2 separate regions of the Mus musculus genome follow, and region 1 is linked to region 2. The links are chromatin contacts, found by POLR2A ChIA-PET in ENCODE. All regions are on one chromosome and are shown on one strand. Each heading gives the region's core, a stretch centred on a gene start or an enhancer-like site at or near the end of the contact. The rest is flanking DNA. Distances are from core to core; before and after follow the strand shown. Region 1 holds the start of Klc1 (kinesin light chain 1). Region 2 has its middle 6.0 kb from the start of Gm51961.

Region 1 (4,646 bases), core at 47-2,546, 71 kb before region 2:
TTAACACCTTAATTTTTTTTTACGGGAAGGGGGCTCCACATGTAACAAGGAAAAGCACTCCAGGCCGGGCACATTCAGGTCACAGGGAGATTCCACACCCGGCCACTGAAAGAAAGAGACTGGCTGGCCACTGGCCATGGACCACAGCATGACAGCACGCCACCCAGGGCGGTGCCGGGGAGAGGTGGGGGCTAGAAGGGCGGGGAGGCCTGAGACAAAGCCAGTCGGCTGACCCCCAACACACACACTACCACCACCACCACCTCTTCAGGACCTCAGCAGACAGGCTTTGGGTCCCTTAAGCCCACAGCTGCCATTGGAAGGCCGCCCCCGCCCCGAGGCCCGAGTCAGGGCGGGGCCCTGAACACAGATGGGACAGAAGCCTGAGGGACACAGGAGGGGAGTGGAAGAGAAGGGGCAGGAACAGAAGTCTAGAGTGCAGGCAGAGAGAGCTGAGCCCCAAACCTAGAGGGTCACGGACGAAGAAGGGACAAGGACCTCAACTCAGAGAGGGACAGGCAGAGATAGGACAGGACCCGAACCAGAACAGGAAGGGAAGGGAGAAGAGCCTCAGCCTGGATGTACAGGCAGAGAGATGACGACAAAGACCCCAGCCAGGAGGGGCGCAGCCAGTGACAGGGAAGGGACCCAAAGCAGGGGCGCAGGTAGACAGGGACAAGGACCGCAGATTGGAGGAGCGCAGAGAGGTGACAAGAGACCCGAGCCTAGAAAGGCGCAGGCGGAGAAAGGACAGAAACCCCTGCTGGATGTGCACAGGCTGAGAGAGGACAAGGACCGCAGACTACTGGCGCGCAGGCAGAGGTGACAAGAGACCGGAGCACGGAGGGGCGCGGACGGAGCGGAGAGGAGAGGGAACCCCAGGGTGCAGACAGGGATGGAAAGGCCAGGGAGGGGACTGGGTTCGGGCGGAGGAGCAAAATCGCAGCCTGGAAGGGCCGGGTGCAGATGCGGCGGTGGACGGAAAGGTCCAGAAGCCTCAGCCCGGAGGATGCAGGCGGGAAGGGGTCGCGGCCGCGTCTGGAGCACTGCGCACCAGCCGCGCGGAGCCCGGGGCGGGGCGGGGACCAGGCCGCGCACTCACCGTCCGATCGGGAGAGTCGCGCTCGTCGCGCTGTCACAGGCCGAGGCCGCGCAGAGCCCAGCCGCCTCAGCAGCAAGCGGCGCCTCCGCAGCCGCCCCGCAGCATCCTCACCCTGACCCGCGCTCCGCAGCCTCGCGCCACCCTCCGCCGCCGAAAATGGCGTCGCCGGCGCCGCGCCCGCCCCACAATGCTGTGCGCCGTGACGTCACCCGCCCTCGCGCCGCCGGGCGGGGCTCAGGGGAAACTGAGGCTGGGGTCCGCAGCCCGGAGCTCTCCAGGAGCCTCTCTAATCTGTGTGTGGTGGCCTCAGACCGGGAGGCTTCCCTCGCCGCGCCTCCACCCGTGGAGGACGGGAAGATCGCCAGGCGGCCAGGACCCACCCTCTGCGGCTCGCTCCTGGCCGCAGCTCTCGCTCGACCTCCAGCCTGGCCCAAAGGGCAGGCTTGCCAGCTCAGGTTGCTCCTGAGCCTCGCACAGCCGCCTGGCACCCCAACTGCAGGCCTGACTCAGCAGCGGGTTGGAGGGGACGCTGAGTCAGTGGCAAGGCCGAGCTTGCCTGCCACCGGCTTGGGAACCCTCCAGGTGCCTTTAGACGTTTCCAGAATGGCGCGGTTGTATTACTAACGGGGAGGGGTTGCGAATGCCCACAGCCTCCCCACCTTGGGAAACGCTTCCCTCTTCTGATGGTATTGCCCAGAACCTGCTGCGGTCCTCCACCCTGCACTTATACCTACCAACATCAGGGAGGCAGGTGCTTTTGATCTTAACAAGCAGATCCAGTTACTTTGACCTCCTAGAAAATTCAAAGGCTGGCCAATAAAGGGGCAGCTCCCGTGGGGAGCGCAGCAGCCCATGTTGGCCTAAGGAGAGGCTGTGGGTTCAGTCTTTACTGCAGGCTTCACTTGCCCCAGCACACAAACTGCTGCTTGGATGTTGGGTGTCGCCGGCTCTTCAGCCACTGCCATACATCTGAACAAAGCATATGACGGCCCCTGCCCAGGTGGTGTTGGAAAGAAAAGAGTAGGCTAAGCGGGAGCCCATTTCTTTCCCATGGGTCAATCACTGCCCCTCCGAGTCCTGTATATGCACACACTTCTTCAGCAAGCAAAGGGCTTTTTTGTTTCATCTGTCCCTGCCATTGCTTTGTTCAAGCTTTATCATCTCGTTCTTTTGCCCCTTCAACTGATATCCACTAAGTTCCCAAGGTTCTCACAGGAAGACCCAGGTACATAAAGTGGCAGATGGTGTCTGCTGGCCAGCTCCCATTCCAATGAGAAAAAACAAGCTCAAACAGAATCTGACTTGTTGAAAACAGTAAAATTGCAGGCAGAGTGGTGAGGGAGTGGCACATGACCCAAACTCCAAGGTCAGAAAATTGTGCTGACACACACAGGAAAGAACAGGACCACGGAACCAGCGTAGAACACTCCATTAAATCTTGAGACAGGAGCACCCCTGCTGTGTTGGGGAGGAGGAAAGACCAAGCTAATCAACCCTGCTGCAGACATACATCACTCTCAGCATGAGCATAAAACTCCTTAGCTTGGTCTACAAAGGCCACAGGACCTAGTTGTACTAAGGTCACTTTACCCTGTCCCTAGCTGCCCTCACCTGTCCTTTAGTTTTCTCTGCCACACCCAGTTCAACATCCCCCTGCCTAGACTGTTGTGTGACTTCCCATGGAGAAATAAAGAGACATCTATCCTTTCAGGGGCTAACGGTTAAGAATGCTTGCTGATCTTTCAGGGGACTGGAGTTCTGTTTCCAGCAGGCACATTGGGTGAATGCCCACAGTAGCCTCTAACTCCAGCTCCACTGTACCTGTGGACCTCTTCTGGCCTCTGTGACACCTGCATACATGGGCACACCCGCACATACATGAATATGAATCTTTGAAAGATATATAAATATCTGTTCACCCCCCCCCCCAAATGGGACATCAACAGAGCAAAGAAGTCCATCCCAGTCCAGCTTGATGAGCCATTGAAATTAGGGTTATTTACAGAAGCAAAGATGGCATACAAGCAGCTATACCACCCAAAGGCCACCCAGCACGGGTGACAGCTCACCAAAGTGGAATTGCTGGAATCCTACCCTCAGTTAACCTACCGCCTCAATACGGCACCTCTCAGGACCATGGACAGCTGGGGGGGGGAGGAAAGGCGCTGTCACTGGACTGGTGAGGTTGAACTCTCCGGTTTAATGGCTCCTTCATGAACCTAGCCAGCACTGTATCATCTTGCTTTTTTCTTCATCACTCCCACATGGCTGAGGACTTCTGTGTGATCCCAAAATAACCTCTGCTCCATCATAGCCATGACCATGTTTTTCCCACAGAAAGTAGTTAGATCACAACAAATGTATCCCAGGTACTTGAAGGCTCAGGCAGAGCCATTCCCTCAAAAAAAAAAAAAAAAAAAAAAGAGCCTTCTATGGCCATGCCAGCCTGGCCAAGGCCTCCTCCAGGCTTCTGCCTGTCCCCTCCCCTACTGTAAATGTGGTCAGTGTACACAGCTGCTTGTCCTCTGACCTGACAGCATTCGAGCCAGAGAGTTCTATATTCTCAGTCCTCACAGTTTGGCCTGGCACCTGTCACCGTGGTCAGTGGCCAGTGTAGGAGAGGAAGCTCAAGCTGACCCTTCTCTTTCTTTGCCTCGTTCCCACCCCCCCACACACCCCACACCTCCACCCCCGAGAAAGAGACACTCACTCAGGCCCTTTGAGTCCTTGATTTCTGTCATAACTGTCAGGATTCCTGCCAGTTCTTGGAGCCATTAATGACTGAGGTTGCTCCCTCAGGGGAGGAGCTGACCAAGGCAAAAGGCATGGATACTGCACCCTGCTACTCAAATATTTGGCAGGACAGCTGCCTGGTGGCTGGGTGAAGCAAAGGAAGATCTATACAGCTAGCCTCAGATCTCTGAGACCAGCACCCATCCTTGCTGAATACATTGTTTCTTTCTTTGTCTTTTTTGTTTTAAATGTTTTGAGTAGGGTCTTATATATCCCAAGTAGATCTCAAACTCACTATGACTCACTATGAATAGAGGATGACTTTACATTTATGAACCTCTTCCTCCACCTCCCAAATGGTGGGGTTAGAGGCATACACCACAATGCCCAGTTTATACTGTGCTGGGGATTAAACCTTGGGTTTGTGCATACCAGGCAAACACTCTACAAAATAAGGTACTACATCTCCAGCCCTAGTCTGTCTCTGTTGATCATTTGACCCTCACAGCCACTGAAGAGAGCACTATTGCCCCCATTTTACAGATATGTAGCCCAGCTTCTGTAGGCTTCGAGATTTACCGGTTATCTCTTGGAGAGACATTATGTCTCTCAGCTTTAGGGATCACAACAGAGTTTCTCAGTGCTTTTGACTTGGAGACTGGCGGAGGCAGGAGTCATGGTCCAGGTGAGCTCTACCTTCACAGTGGGAAGGTCTCAATCAGCAGGATGCATTGGGCAAGCAAACGTATTATCTGCCCATCTCAGTGAGCCTAGAGGAACAGGGCCTAGGGAACAAACATAGGGCTACCAG
Region 2 (4,508 bases), core at 1,864-4,363:
AGGCTCTACTCTGCAAGGCTAGGATGCTTTGATGTTTGATCCTGACTTACTTGGAGGAGAGGAAGATGGATGAACATGGTGACCTGTGCTGGGGACAGGGCCACCCCAAGCTTTGCTGTGGTCCCAGTGATGAAGGACTGGAGATCCTGGAGTTCACCAACTAGAGGGACTCCTGATGAGAGTGAGGCTTGGAGCAGGGATTGCTGGGAGTGATTACCACACAGGAGCCACAGGGGAGGGAAGCGCCTAAGGAGCTGCTCTTGCCTTCCCAGACCTGCCCAGCATCAGGTCAGGGCCTGGCTTGCTATGTCTCTACCAACCCCCATGTCACCCTGCACCCAGGTTATTCTGAGGCAACCCTCAGCCACTATATCCTCCCACAAACACCATAAGCACCCTGAGAAAGTTGGCTTTCAACACTCAGGAATCAATCTACTTCAGGTTGGGCAGCGGCGGTGGCAGCTGTGGCGCACACCTTTAATCCCAGCGATTAGGAGGCAGAGGCAAAACAAAACAAAACAATTAATTTCAAGTTTCCCGGTAGATGCCTTATGAAAGAAAGCACGTGGACACAACATGGTGGAGAATATTATTTGGGAGGCAGAGTCCTGAGGGTCTGAGATATACCAGACCCCTCTAGGTTTGACTTTTTTGAGACAAAGTTTTCTCCATGGCTATCCTGGAACTCTGTAGACTAGGCTGGCCTTGAATCCATCCGTGTCTGCCTCCTGGGTGCTGAGTTTAAAGGTGTGCACCAACACGTCTCTGGCTAAGGCTCTGTCTCAAAAACCCAAGCAAAAGACCAGCTGGTTTGTTCACCTTGGGACTATGAGGTCCTTGCATGGCAGAGCATGCAGGCTCTCTACAGGGTCCCCAGTGCCTTTGCAAGATGGAGCCAGCAGCAGATAGCAATCCTGAGAAGTGTCTGAGGGGCTCCAAGGTGCTTCTCTCCAGACTGAACGACCAAGCAGTTCTGAGTGACAACAGCCTCAGGAGCAATGGGTCTCTCATAAGTTAATAACTGCTTACTGTCTGGAGAAACACAGACTAGGAAAGCTCGTTTGAGGAATTCCAGGTCTTTCCACAGAGGCTGCCAGGCTTAAGCCTTCTGATGGTTAGTTAGTAGAGCTGGTGTGGGTTCCTGGGCCTGGCAGAGGGTTTCTGGGTGGGACATGTGAGTACTTCGGTGGATGCTTCATGCCAACAGTGAACGAGGCTGTGGCTTTTCCTGCTGCCTGGCGTGAGATTCACCCTGTGACCTAAGAAGCTCTCAGAAGCAAACACTTGTGCAGGAGGGGCACATCGGTTCAGGCGGCACCTCTCACAGGGATAGGCCAGGATGAACTAGGTATTGGCAGCACGCCCAAGTGGAAGTATGGACCTGGCTTCCAAAGTCCTGTGACTATACCCGCTCCCGAGGCTACTCCGGAAGGGCAAGACCCAGGAAAGATAGGACATAATAGATGGGGTAAAACACTGTATACTTCCAGTAGATGGACAGCAATGGGATATGAGTTTCCCTGCAGCTAAACCACGGAGGGAACCAAGATTTCTCACGCTAATATTTTTTTGGAGCCAATGAAATTGCTTAGCAGGTAGACACTTGCAACCAAACCTGGCAGCCTGAGTCAGTCTCTAAGACCCACACAGTGGGAGGAGAGAGCCAGTCCTCACAGACCATCCTTTGACTTCCACACACAACCATACACAAATGTACACACACACACACACACACACACACACACACACACACACACACAGGCAACCTGACTGAATCCGACTGGTCAATAGTTTCTTGGAATGGACACTGCTGGAGCACACAGCCTCCTAGCCGTGTCTGGAGAGGAAGCGGGAAGCTGTCCCTCTGTAAGCATAGATTGGGTCAGCTAAGCAGGTGGATGTCCTGGGCCCAGGAGGATCTGGTGTAAAGTCCTACTGTGAGTGCACACCTTGGTACTGCCAAAGCCAGGAGAGACGGAGCTCAACTTAAAGGTACAGACCTGTTCTCTTAGGACATCAGTCCAAATGGCGAAAGACATTGCTGTAGGTCTGAGGTCACCTTTGTTCCTAGATCAAGGAGGCTCAGAACATAAGGCTCTAGCTGAGGTGCTTAGGACTCATCAAGGGGCAAGATCCTGGAAACTGACCATGCAGCCTGACACTTGTTTGTTTGCTTGTTTGTTTTGGTTTTTCGAGACAGGGTTTCTCTGTATAGCCCTGGCTGTCCTGGAACTCACTCTGTAGATCAGGCTGGCCTCGAACTCAGAAATTCACCTGCCTCTGCCTCCCAAGTGCTGGAATTAAAGGTGTGTGCCACCACGCCCGGCGCAGCCTGACACTTGTACATGGCACATGAGAGTAGGTAGGCAGAGGTATCTGGATGTGTGGGCAATGTCAATGAGGCTATGGAGGGCCGGGGCCACAGTGCAGCCAGGGGAAACCTACTGGAGTCTTACAGAAACACGCTTGGGTAAAGCTAGGTAAAGAATTTCTGAAGTTCATGTTGGGCAGAATAGGACAAGGGGCTGCCTCAGTGAAGTTCACTGGGATCCGAGAAACTTACACCCCAAAGTCCTTAAGGAAAAGCTGCACAGTCACTATGTCATCCACAGAAGAGGACAACAGCAGGTACCACCTGACTCTCATGACACAAAAGGCTGGGCTGTTGAGAGTGTGGGCTGGGGGAGGGGCAGACAGGTCTAGGATATCTCCAGGATAGAGAATCCTTATCTTCAGCCGTGAGGGGTACAAGGCTGCTTTGGTTTGAGCAGGAGTCTGGGGGTGGGGGGTGTCCTAGGAATGGAGCTAAGGATGGGCAGGAAGGTTTGAAGTGGCCAGCATGGCGGTGGGAGTGGGGGGTGGTCAGAGGAGGGAGGCTTGTCCATGGAAAAACAGCTTCCTCTCCCATCCCCTCACATTCTTCTAAAAATGTGCCCAAGCCTGCCTCCCCCCTCTTTGAAGGGACAGATGTCGGGGGGAAAAAGCTGATTATTGTCAAAGGCTGGAGGCTGTGACCGGAGTGCTCGGTGAGCGTGACCCAATTCTGAGCTATTCTCAGCCTGGTGGGAGCCAAGTTATTCCCTCCCGCTGAAGATCCCGCCTTGGAGGCAGCCTGACTTTGAAACGCCCTCGTCCTGGCAAAAGACTCAAAGCAGGCTGGCCAGGCTGCTCTGCATGGACAGGGCCATATTTGCTGATGACCCCCATGCAGAGCCCACGGGCTAGGCTCACTTAAGACACACAGCAGGGCAAAGAAAGAGCAGCAAGGGCTTGCTCCTCTTTCTCCCCAGATCTGCTGTTCCTTCTCTCATTCCCCAGATCTGTCTAGGCCAGCCATGGGGTACGCTTCAACCAGTGACTGGGGGGGGGTGTCTATGGACACAATGAGACTAAAGGCTTGGCCAGCACCAGCACAGCTGGGCTGGGACCTACTGTACCTAAGCTCGTGATGCTGGCACACGTCCCAGGAGCAGGAGAGGCAGCCAGCGGCAGCAGGCTGACATTGGCTCAGCTCTACCCTGAGCCTTGCAAGAGAAGGTCTGACCGCTGTTTAGTCCTTTGTGTGTGTGTGTGTGTGATGTCACATGTTACCCAGCATGTCTAAGGCAGCAGCTAGTGGGTATGTATACCTACCTGGGAAATTGGAAAGGTCAAAAGAGAGGCTGTGTGCTCAGACCCAGGCCAGGTAGGACTTCTGGTCAGCTTCAAACCACAAGAAACCAAGGCAAACGCCTTCATTTTCTAGAAAACTAACTGCAAATCTTCCACAGTCCTGAAGATTCAAGTGCCCCCATACGTGCGCACAAGCTGTCAGTACCTGGAGTGCAAAGGCCATTCGGGTGCCTGCAAAGGCTGTTTTATGGCCTAGAGCACAAAGGATATTTATCGGATGGACCAGAGTCAGAACCCAGATTCTGGCCTCAGATCCTGGAACAGGCAGAAAAGGGAGCTGAGCTAGGGGGATGGCTTGCTCAGCTGCTAAAGCATGCCTCTTAAGCACAAGGACTCAAGCTGAATGCTTAGAACCAATGCAAAGCTGGCAGGAACGGTGACATGTGTGTAGAATCCCAGTCCTGGGAGATGACTCAGGCACTCTCTGGCTTTCACTCATGTATGCACACACGCACGCGCACACACACATGGAGGGGCAGGGATGTGCTCATGTCCCATGGTGCACGTGTGTAAGTCAGATGGAGTTCTCTCTGTCCACCATGTGGGTTCCAGAGACTCAAGTCTGGTCAAGTTTGGTGGCAAGAGCCTGCCTTTACCTACTGAGCCATCTTGTCAGCCACTCCCTCCCACCCCAAAGGACGGCTTCTGGGAGAAGGTGGCAGTAGTCACAGTGGCATTCTGTAAGCTGACTGTCCCAACCACTGACATGACACACTCTCAGTAGGCCACGAGGCTGTCACTGTCTCATCCCCACAGGGAGGTGACTCACCACCAACCTGAGTGGCATATCCAGAGACTGGGCTCATCCCACCCCTACACTCCTACGGGCGAGTTAC

Evidence for each region. ChIA-PET counts read pairs that join two places held with the same protein, here RNA polymerase II (POLR2A).
Region 1: POLR2A ChIA-PET joins it to region 2 with 10 read pairs in Patski. The contact joins the promoter of Klc1 here to the enhancer-like site in region 2. POLR2A ChIA-PET finds 5 or more read pairs at or near these places in 3 of 5 experiments (Patski and embryonic stem cell).

Annotation. Positions count from the first base shown.
Region 1 is chr12:111,755,499-111,760,144 of GRCm38, reverse strand. Klc1 (kinesin light chain 1) reads right to left here and starts at 1,296. Exons shown (of 16, transcript NM_001025360.2): 1 at 1,103-1,296.
Region 2 is chr12:111,686,483-111,690,990 of GRCm38, reverse strand. No RefSeq gene overlaps it. Among named protein-coding and RNA genes, the nearest start is that of Gm51961, 6.0 kb to the left of the region's middle. Within about 2 kb of position 3,113, at least 3 of the 3 ENCODE cell types and tissues checked have a DNase peak (open chromatin) inside an H3K27ac peak, as active enhancers do.